Regions from separate parts of the Homo sapiens genome. Here region 1 is linked to region 2. Evidence: read pairs that join two places in POLR2A ChIA-PET (ENCODE). Cell type or tissue: PC-3. All regions are shown on one strand. Links, peaks and the distances in the headings refer to the core of each region. The heading gives the core; the rest is flanking DNA. Region 1 overlaps LINC02257 (long intergenic non-protein coding RNA 2257). Region 2 overlaps DUSP10 (dual specificity phosphatase 10).

Region 1 (5,392 bases), core at 306-5,305, 200 kb after region 2:
TTTTTTTTTTTGTTTTTTGACAGAGTCTTACTCTATAGCCCAGGCTGGAGTGCAGTGGCACGATCTCAGCTCACTGCAACCTCCATCTCCCAGGTTCAGGAGATTCTCCTGCCTCAGCCTCCTGAGTAGCTTAGATTATAGGTGCATACCACCAGGCCCAGCTAATTTTTATTTTTTATGTTTTGTATTTTTAGTAGAGAAATGTTGGCCAGGCTGATCTTGAACTCCTGACCTCAAGTGATCCACCTGCCTCTGCCTCCCAAAGTGTTGGGATTACAGGCATGAGCCACCGTGCCCTGGCCTGAAAGGTGAGTTCAAAATGAATGTTTTTCTTATGTTAGCAAACTCAAGAGTGACAAAGAAATCACCTGCTTCAAGAAAATTAACATAAGCTTGTAATCCCAATGCTTTGGGAGGCCAAGGTGGATCACTTGATGCCAGGAGTTTAAGATCAGCCTAGGCAACATAGCAAGACCCTGTCTCTATAAAAAAAAAAAAAAAAAAAATTTTAAATAAAATGAGAGGAGATGATAAACACTTGACCTTCTGTGGATTATTGTTGACCTGAGGGCTGGGTCACGGCAAGCTCATCTTTGCTTTCCACAACCTTGACAATCATGGAAGACTCTTGTAATTTTTTTCAAACAGGAAGTCTCTCAACACCTTCAGAACATTATCTGTGACTCTCACTTTACCTGACTCCAAAAGAAAATGGGTAGGTTAGAAAGAGAGACACACTTTAAAGCAAACCATGGAAAACATATGGAACTAGGACTGAGTGGAAAATTTTAAAGGTGTTTTATTCTCCAGAGATCATCAAATATAAGAAGAAAATAAAAATAAAGTAATGAACACACAAAAGGTTTGCAAACAATTAAGAAACATGCCAAATTCTTAGATGAGCAAGTCTAAAAATAATAATATATAATAACACATTCCATTAAGGCAATCCCAATAAATCTCACTAACACTTTGTTTTAAATTGATAAAATAATTCTAAAGTTAATCTCAGGAAAAATATATAAAAAGACAATAATGGTGGAGATTAGAAGAAGAGACACTTATTCTATCACGTAAGAAGCTGGGCTATAATGAAGCTACAATAACTGAAATCTGGTTCTGGGGCAGAACAAGACTGGCAGATCCATGAGACAGACACAGATAGAAGAATTTAGCATATGGTTAAGTTGTGATTTTAAATCAGTAGGAAAATGCTAAATTATACAATAAATCATGTTGGGTCAACTGGCTAGCAGTTTGAATAAAATGTAATTTAGATTCTTACCATGTATCTTATTCTAAAATAAATTCAGATGGATTAAATATTTAAATATAAATCAAGCACAGGAAAACACTAGAAGAAAATTTAAGTGGATATTTTTATAATTCTGAAATGGAAATATTTTCTCATCATGCCACCAAAACAAGAAACCATGAAGGCTAAATTTGAATACATAAGAATTCAAAACGTTTATGTGGCAAACTCACTATAACCCAAATTAAAAGAAAAATAAATTAATAAAACATATAACATGGCCTCTTTTGACAGAGTGCTGAGAAAAATGAGATGTCCGTGCTTCTGAGGAATAAAGTGTGGTTTCAATAATTCATGCAAGAAACATTTATTGAGCTGCTCTGAGTCAGGAACTCTTCTACGTGGCAAGGATACAGCTAAGCAGGGAGATGAGGTCCCTGATGTTACTGAGCTTAAAAACCATTTTTAATGTCATGGAGGAGTACTATGATGAAAATAAAGAGAGTGTTAGGGGCTCGTGAGGAGCTGGAGGTCAAAGAAGTTCGTTTTGAAGAGGCGACTGTTAACCTAAGGCCAGAAGGATAAGAAAGAGCAGCCTGGCAGAGATCTGGGGTGAGTGCTTTCCAAGTGGGGGAAATAGCCAGTGTAAGGTCATGAGGTAGGAAGAACCTGGCCTGTTGGAGAGATGAGAAAAAGCCAGGCAGCCAGAGAATGCAAGGCAGAAGGGAGTGTCATACAGGAAGAGACCGAGGAATTGGTGCAGGCTGTGGATCATGCACACCTTCCTAAGCCAGCGTTACCTTTTACTCTGAATATGAGAGTAGCCACTGCACCCTTTAAGCAGGTGACTGGCTTCTGGCTCCCTGAAGGAAGAAGCTGCTACTTCTACTTGCTTAGCAATTTCCAACCTTAGCCTACCTTAGCCATTTGCACATGGTGAGGCTCTAGGCATGTACCCCTCAAATCTAAATTACAGCACAAGGTAAATCCATTCAAAACCTCAGAATGGGAATGCAAGTATTCAGAGGTATTAATGTAGTATATAAAGAATCTCAGGGCTTGTCTACCAAATCCAATATACACTCACCATTCTCAGTCCAGTTAGCTCTTTGCTACCACTTCTTTTTTATTCATGTTTTTTCCAGTCTAGCCAAGTTGAAGGTCAATTTTACTTATGTTTTGTTTTAATTTTAACATCTGAGCCATTTTTGAATGTTCCATGTTTTATAAACAGATATATGGGCTTTCTTTTTTTAAAAAAATTTAAGTTGTCACATGAAAATCAACCAGAAGCTGAGATTGTTTGATTTCCAGGATTCACAAAGAAAATCATGTGCTTTTTGGAAGGGACTTACATGTGAATAGAGAAGGGACTGACATACATGGATATGAGTATATGTGTTTGTGTGTGTGCACACATGGGTATGGTGGGGGTGGGCAGAGAACCACAACACATACCATGGGCAACAGACACCTACATGTGGCCCAAACCAAACACAACTCCCCACAAATTCTCTGTGACTTCATTCTTTCTTCTCTCATTCAAAAAAGCAGTTATGTGAATTAAGGGAAATTTAAAAGGGCAGTTAGGTATGTTGAAAATGCAACAGAAGAAATAAACCCACTCTACCATTTGTAAAACACCTAATCATATATCTCATGATAGAATCCAGCTCAAAATTCAAAAGGCACAGGAAATTGTTATTCTCAGCAGGCATAGGCCCAAAGAACAGGAAAACCTAAAATATACTGTATGATGATAAAACAAAAAAACTACTGTGAATTATAAAGTAGTTAATAGAAACAACATAATCAGTAAGTCAATGAATAATAATAATCTTTATCTCTCATTTCCTCTCAAAGACCTAATTCAACAAATTAATCACTCAATGAATTGAGTTGGGGCGAATAGATCTGCCCCACTCAAGAGTGCTTGTTATTGGCTGGGCAAGTGACTCATTCCTGTAACCCCAGCATTTTGAGAGGCTGAGACAGAAGGATTGCTTGAGTTCAGGAGTCCAAGAGCAATCTAAGCAACATAGCGAGACCTCATCTCTACAAAAAGTTTAAAAAATTATCCAGGCATGGTGGTACATGTCTGTAGTCTAGCTACTCAGGAGGCTGAGGTGGGAGAATCTCTTGAGCCCAGAAGTTGGAGGTAGCAGTGAGCTCTGATTGTGCCATTGTATTCCATCCTGGGTGACAGGATGTCACCCTGTCTCGAAAAAAAAAAAAAAAGAGTGCTTGTTGCTACTATTTCAAATCTCATTGACTGTCCTTTCTCTAGCACTGAGAGCTGATGGTTAGGTAAGCTGGTATAAGATCCAGTCCCAGCACCCAAAGGAGCACAGAGCACATCTCTTCCTGTTTCTAAAGCCCAGGAAGGAAGCTTTGTCAACACAGTGTGGACCCTGAGCAGCTCCCCCTCCTTCAGAGCCCAGGCCATTTGTTTTGCTTAAAACATGAAAGAAAAAAAAGAAAAAAAATGCCATTTAACCCAATCATGTTTTTATTTTTATGAGATGATGGTATCATGACAAAGCTATTTTATAGCTTCTTTGTTAAAGAAGTTTGGAATATATAAAGAAAATGGAGTTTTAGAAAAAATAACAATGACCATATTTTAGTTTTAATGTCTTCATTTTTGTTGAATGAAACAATGGTTCTTGAGCTTATTTTTTACATTATATATAAAACTGTTTCAAAGGAGCCCTCTCTCTTCCACTCCACTCCATTCATTTAGCCAACATTTACTGAGTATTCACCGTGTATCAGCTAAACTTGGCCCAGTCAATGGTACAGAGTTCTTGTTTCCTTGGGGCCCATCAGCATTTAGACAATAAGTACAACAGCATGCATTATTACTGCCAAGATGGATGCTCTCCATGATACAGGCAGAGTACAGATGAAGATTAGTAAATCCGACCCTCACTCTCCAGGGATCTTTATCTCTCTTTTCCTCTCAAAGTTCAAGGGGAAACGAATTTGCAGTTAAACTTGACTACCGTGATTATATCTCTGCTCTTTCCAGTAAAGTGAGCCAAAAATGCAGGAATGGTGCAAATGACTAGAATGAAGAAAGGACTCTGAACCCATGGGGGCTGAAACATAATCGAATACATTTATAAGAATCAAAGTAAAATCATTTAATCTGTTAAATAACCCATCATGCCTGAAGCAAGTAAGTGGAAGGTGAAGGAAGAGACACTTTGTTACGAGGCATGAATGTTTAACTAAATCCACAAACACACACACAGGACATAGACACACACACCCAATCATGCACATCGTCACATCACACACACTCACACACCAATTCATATATACACACCAATACACACAGCCTCACACACTCCCTACCTGACAAAAGAAATATCGAAGACATCTAAATGTGGGGAAAGAGTTTCAGTGCTGGAACTGCAAATCCTGAAAGCCTTTTTCTTTCCACTACAAATCTTCTCAACCATCCTAAAGATTCATAGAAGCAAAAATGGAAAAGATCCCCAAGGAGCCTGCAGCAGCAGCAGGTTTGCATTCACTTGCTCCAGGATGATCACTTTCTTTGCCTGCACAACTAAACCTTGTTCTGACAGAGATATTAATGTCATCTTTGATTTCTATAACACATGTGTTTGGAAAAATCAGGGATTTCATACTGGTTGGTTTTTTAATACAATGTAGCATGATTGTTTGACTTTTATAGGTACAGATGCTATGACAGTGAACACTAAAATGGTCCCTGCCAAGTGCCATATGCAGATGATAGAGAAGAGCAGTGGCCTCTGGTCTCCCAGGTGCTGGGGCTCCTTTTGCCAAATGGTACTATGAATATAGCCAAGGGCCACTCAATAAAAAAAGAGAATGCGATAGAGGAGGTGGAGCAAGATGGGCAAATAGAACCCTCCAGTGATCATCCCCCACTGCAGGAACACCAAATTGAACAACTATCCACACAAGGAAGCACCTTCATAAGAACCAAAAATCAGGTGAGTGATCACAGTACATGGTTTTAACTTTATAACCCTGAAAGAGGCACTGAAAGATATAGGAAAGAAAGTCTTGAATTGCTGACACCCCTCCTTTCCCATCCCCCAGCAGCCGCTGCACAGTGCAGTGAGATAATCTGTGCACTTAGGG
Region 2 (5,392 bases), core at 83-5,082:
CACATATGTTTGTCACCACCGCTAACATGATGCCAACTGGGAGATGAAATAGGCCCCAGAGATTACAGCCTGAAGGGTTTTGAGTATGAAGGTCTCAGAGGCCTGCCTGCCTCCCAACTGATCCTAGTGGTCAAAAGCAGTTGCTCAAAGATTGAGTCATTTTCCAAGTCTAGAATGCAAATGGCCATTGTCACCAAGGAAATGGTGTTACAGAGATAAGCAAGTTAAGCTGCAGCACTTAGCTCTCTCAGCTGCTGTTCTCCTAATACATACATCCAAATAAAAGGCAGTCTATTCTTGCAATACTGCAATATAATTCTGAAACTGACTAAGCAGAGTCAGTGCAGACTCCCCAAGTTAAGGCCACAGTCTCAAATAAGAATGCCTTCACTTCCAGATGCTAGCCACAGGTTCAGGGGTTCCCAGGCCACCCACACTTCTAGCCAACTGGTTATAAATTCTGTGGCTTCTACAATGCTTCAGGCTTGATAATTCACTAGAATGACTCACAGAACACAAGCCCTATCTTTATGATGATAGTTTTTATTATAAAAGCTACAAATCAGGAAGAGCCAGATAAAGACACATACAGGGCAATATCTGGGAGGGTCCTGCATATGGAGCTTCTAGGCCCTCTCCTTGTGCAATCAGGACACATTGCCCTGCTGACACAGCAATGTGTTCACTAGGAAGTTTAACTGAGCTTTGGTGTCCAGAGTTTTTATTGGGTTCCATTACTTAGGCATAATTAAATTATTGGCCTTGTGATTGAACTCAATCTTCAGTCCCACTCTCTTCTGCTGAAGAAGATGAACTAATACAAAGCCCTGACCTTCTAATCATGTGGATGTCTTTCTGATGATAAACTCTTATCCTGAGTCATCGCATTAACATAAACACAGGTGTGATCCAAGGGGCTCATCATGCATAACAAAGACACTCCTAACACTCGGGGAGTTCCAAGGGTTTAGAAATTATTTCCCAGGAACTGAGGACAACGGCCAGACAAATTCTCTATTATACAACAGTTTCTTAGTGATGAAGGGTGTGGGCTCTGGAGTCAGGCAGGTCTGAATTTGGCATTGTGCTGTGAGACCTTGGGCAACTTACCTAACCTCTCTCAGCCTCAATTGCCTCATCTAAAAAGTGGGGATAATAATACTGTTATTACCACATTGAGATCGGCAACATTTGATAGACATGGAATTCAGGCTACTATAATAACAAGCATTTTTTTTTTCTAGTAGCTGCATTCAAGAAAGTAAAAACAAACAGGTAAAATATTGCTAATATATTTTTCTTAACATGTGCAAATATCATTTCAAGAGTCAATATTAAAACAATTACTAATGAAATATTTTACATTATTTTCTATATAAAGTCTTGAAATCTGGTATATATTTTACACCTACAGCACATCTCTGTTTGGACTGGCCCCATTTCAAGTGCTCAATGGCCACGTTTGGCTTGCAGCAAGGCTACTATATTGGACGCTGCAGATAGATTTAATACTATTGCTATCCCCATTAAATGAGTTAATGCTCAGTGTCATAATTGTTCCCATTCTACAAATGTTAACTAAAATATGTGTTTGTTTGCATGTGAATGTGTGTGCATGCACATGGAGGGGTAGTGACCAATGACTAAAATCTACGGTGCTATAAGCCACACTACACCAGGAAGTCATTCGGCTCCCATGGAACATCAAATAGCCACTCTATTTTCAGGAAAAGAAACACTTCAACTTGGAGAAGAGAGGCTCTCTGATCGATTAACTACAGCATGCTCTTTTATTTCAGCACTCCAACATCTCCCAGTGCACGTTTTAATATGAGCCAAATCAAGTAGCCACGACAATAGCTTTGAATGAGAAAAGACACCCCAAAAGCAGTGCGCAGATACATGGGGATGCCTGAAGGAGCTCAGAATGGCTTAAGGAGTAGGGGGAAGAAAAACTGCAGAGAGGAGCTTTGACTCACTGAGTCATTGAGCAACTGTTCTGTGCCCTCTCAGGCTACTTCCCACAGCCACCGCCCAGCCAACAGCTAGCTGCACCCAGCCAATCACTCACTCCACTCCCTGGAAAAAGCTCCACATTGGGAAGCCAGAAGAATGTCACTAGCAAGAGATTGATTTCAAGGTAATTATTTAGGCAACTTTGTAGCATCTCATTCTCAGGCCTAAAAGTGTTCTCAAAGTTTGTTTTAATAAATGCATGTATTAATATGAAGTCTCTGTGTCTTTTAATAATGATATACCACATTCAGCTCCTCCCAATCTTTGTAAGAGAGGGCTTCCTGGACTCCATAACCACAGCATTCCTCCAGCTCTTTCTATTCACTGGAGCAGAAATGGGGCTTTCTAGCCATCCTCAAGGTAGGAATTAAGAGATTCACCTAGTAAGTGTACATGAATAGATTTTTACATAATATGCAAAATTAATTATAATATACTCAACCAATTCACATATTTTATCAAGGAAGACAAGCTAATTATCTGTCAAAGAATTATCTCCTATTTAAAGGGCACTTTACCTCAATTTGGCAAAATGAACTAATGGGAATTATCTTTCCATTCTGATGTGTTTTTGCTGCCTGTGTTTGCTTAAGCCCCTAGAAGACTTCAGCACTGCACTAAAACCTCAGGATTTAGAAAAGTTGAGAGGAAGGGAGACACAAACACATCTACTCAGCATCTCACTAAATCTACCTCTTGCTGCTTTTATTGTCCCTTTCAGAGTGTTTTATCTACAGTGTAAAACTGGGAGTGACTCATATTTATGAAATAAGGAGCCGTTGTTAGCCTTGCCAGATCATTCACTTCCACAATAGCTTCTGATTTTTAATAGCGCTGAGTGGTGCTTCCTCATGTCCTCACTCTATCCACCAAAGAGGTCCAAGATCTGCAATATGTGCCTTACAGGACATGTGGTAAACACACACATTCAGGATCAGTATCAAGACCTGTGGTCAAGGATAAAGATGTCCCTAAAAACTCACAACTTTGATAGGTATTTGGATCTTACACTCAGGAAAGAAAAGCAGAAGTTAAAAAGTGAAAGAGAATTGGGGGGAAAAATAAACTCAAACTGGCAACTAGCACCCAAAATGGCAGCTAGTACCCATTTCTCTAAATGGGGAGTGCAGTTGGGTGGGAAGGTGGAGAAAATTCCAAACAAGGGTTTCCTTCAAGAGGTTTCTCTTGTCATACCAAAACCTTGGAAACAATCTTAATTTATATTAATAGGCAAGTAAGTAAAATGTGGTAATAAGACAGGTTACAGCATTAAAGAAGAAAATCTATGATCACAACACAGGAAGCAAAAGTACATGCAATATAAAGTGAAAATGAATTTCAGTTACTATGTGAGAAACCCTGAAAAACATGCACATATATGGGTAGAGAACAAAAAGAAATGTAAAAATGAAACTAGGCCAGTCAGGGCGGGATTAGTAATATTATGTTTTTCTTTCTAAAATGTTCTTAATATCTTAACAATAAGTATACATAAAGTGTTTCTGCTAAGACTTTTATAAGATTTCCTTACATAGAAATAGCATATAATTTTTCAGCACAGCACTATTTCAGGAAAAAAAAAAAAAAAAACCCTATGTAGTTATCTATCCACCCCAAAAGAAACACTGGGTTTTTCCAAACTTTTAAACAAAAAGATCTACCAAGCATCAGAAAAGTATCTCCTACTTGTACTGCATTAGTGGTGACATCAAAGCATTTTACTGAACTATACCACTCATATATCAGTTGAATATAAGCAGATTATGAATTATTATTGTAGAGATTCAATATTATAATTATGGTTGATTTTCAATAAATGTTAGCTAGTATGCATTCGTTATTGTTCAAAGCACTTCTACATATGTTATCTAATTCTCAATTGAGCCCATGAGAAAAGAGCCATTACCCTCCCCATTTTATAGACAAGCAAACAGAGGCACAGAAAAGTGAATTTGTCCAAAATTATAATAATTGGCAAAATCAGAATTCAAACTCAGCAGCCTGGTTCCAGAATCTGTGCCCTTAACCTCCAAACTATACTCCCTTCGCAAGAAAATATATAAACTGAATACAAATATAAGGGAGCATCAGCCGGCTCATTCAATTAGTCACTATATACGCTCCTAAGAAAGGTAATGAGAAAAATTATGGAATGACCTGGCTGAATACTTGAACCCACAAGATTTGCTTATTTAACAACAACTCAGATACTAATCCAAAGGATTATATACTGGTTGGGCTTCTAAACACCCTAAACTGAGAGTTAGGAAACATGAATCCTATGCCAGTACTGCTAATAGCTATTTATATCCTCCTGGATAAGTAATCAGTTTCTATGTCTGTAAAATGGGATGGTTAGATCAAATGCTTGATAACATCTCTCACAATTCTGTAACACCATGTTCTTTGAAAAATGTCTTTCCTTTCTAATTCAACATAGAGTAAGTGAATGCTTGCTGTGCAATGGACTATAATTCTGTGGTTTTTCAACATTTCTAAAGTCATCCTGGGGTTGTTGTGGTTCAGAAAACTTACCTTGCCATGTAAATGTGAGAACTTATGATCAGTGAAGTTAATCTCCTTGAATTTATTTTAAGCTTTCTTAAAATTGATTACTTTTATATTTCAGAATAAAAAATGCTCAGATTTTTAAATTTTGTTCTCCATTCACTAATTCTACTGCCTTGATCACCCATGTCCCCCTCCCTTCCCCTCTCACTGGAGGACCTGAGTGTTTGGGGTGACCTTACTGCTATGGTTTGAATATGTCCCCCAAAGTTCATGTATTGGAAACTTAATTGTCACTGTAGCAGTATTAAAAGATGGGGCCTTTAAGAGGAGATTAGGTCATGAGGGCTCCACTCTCAAGAGTGGATTAAGACCATAATTGCATGGCCATTCCATGGAGTGGATCATCACAGGGGTGGGTCCTAATAAAAAGGATGAACTCTTAGCCTCCATTTTCTCACTGTCTTACACACTTGCTCATCATGTGATACCCTCCACCATGGGCTGACCTTGCCAGATGTTGGCACCCTGCTCTTGCACTTCACAGCTTCCAGAACCATAAGCCAAATAACCTATGGTTCTTTGTAAATTACTCAATCTCAGGTATTCTGTTTTAGCAGCATAAAATGAACTTTGTGACGAAATCTTATAGTTGATATCTGAGAGGACAGTCACATACTTTCACTGTGTGAAGCTGGGTGCTCTGTCAGAAGACAGATTCTGCCTCTATGAATGCTGCCCCTAACACAGGATTCCAAGGAGTCCATCCTGCTGTCCTTCAAATGTGTTCATTATTATTTTTCCCAGGGTCTGTCCTTGCCACACCTCCAGATTACCTGAGCTATATTTGTAGGCTTAGACTGTAGAA

Evidence for each region. Peaks named below come from ENCODE experiments on the same cell type or tissue, not always from the same donor. Only the 100,000 strongest peaks of a DNase experiment are listed, where the experiment ranks them.
Region 1: POLR2A ChIA-PET joins it to region 2 with 10 read pairs; 3 of 35 experiments call an interaction of 5 or more read pairs at or near these places.

What each region holds. Positions count from the first base shown.
Region 1 is chr1:221,922,486-221,927,877 of GRCh38, forward strand. The region is part of intron 1 of LINC02257 (long intergenic non-protein coding RNA 2257); the gene reads right to left. Among named protein-coding and RNA genes, the nearest start is that of LINC02474, 41 kb to the right of the region's middle. In PC-3, for the core only: no CTCF peak of the experiment used is centred there; no DNase peak of the experiment used is centred there; H3K27ac peaks cover 675 bases.
Region 2 is chr1:221,723,114-221,728,505 of GRCh38, forward strand. The region is part of intron 2 of DUSP10 (dual specificity phosphatase 10); the gene reads right to left. Among named protein-coding and RNA genes, the nearest start is that of DUSP10, 16 kb to the right of the region's middle. RefSeq lists an enhancer at 3,411-3,480. In PC-3, for the core only: no CTCF peak of the experiment used is centred there; a DNase peak (open chromatin) is centred at 2,808; H3K27ac peaks cover 1,130 bases.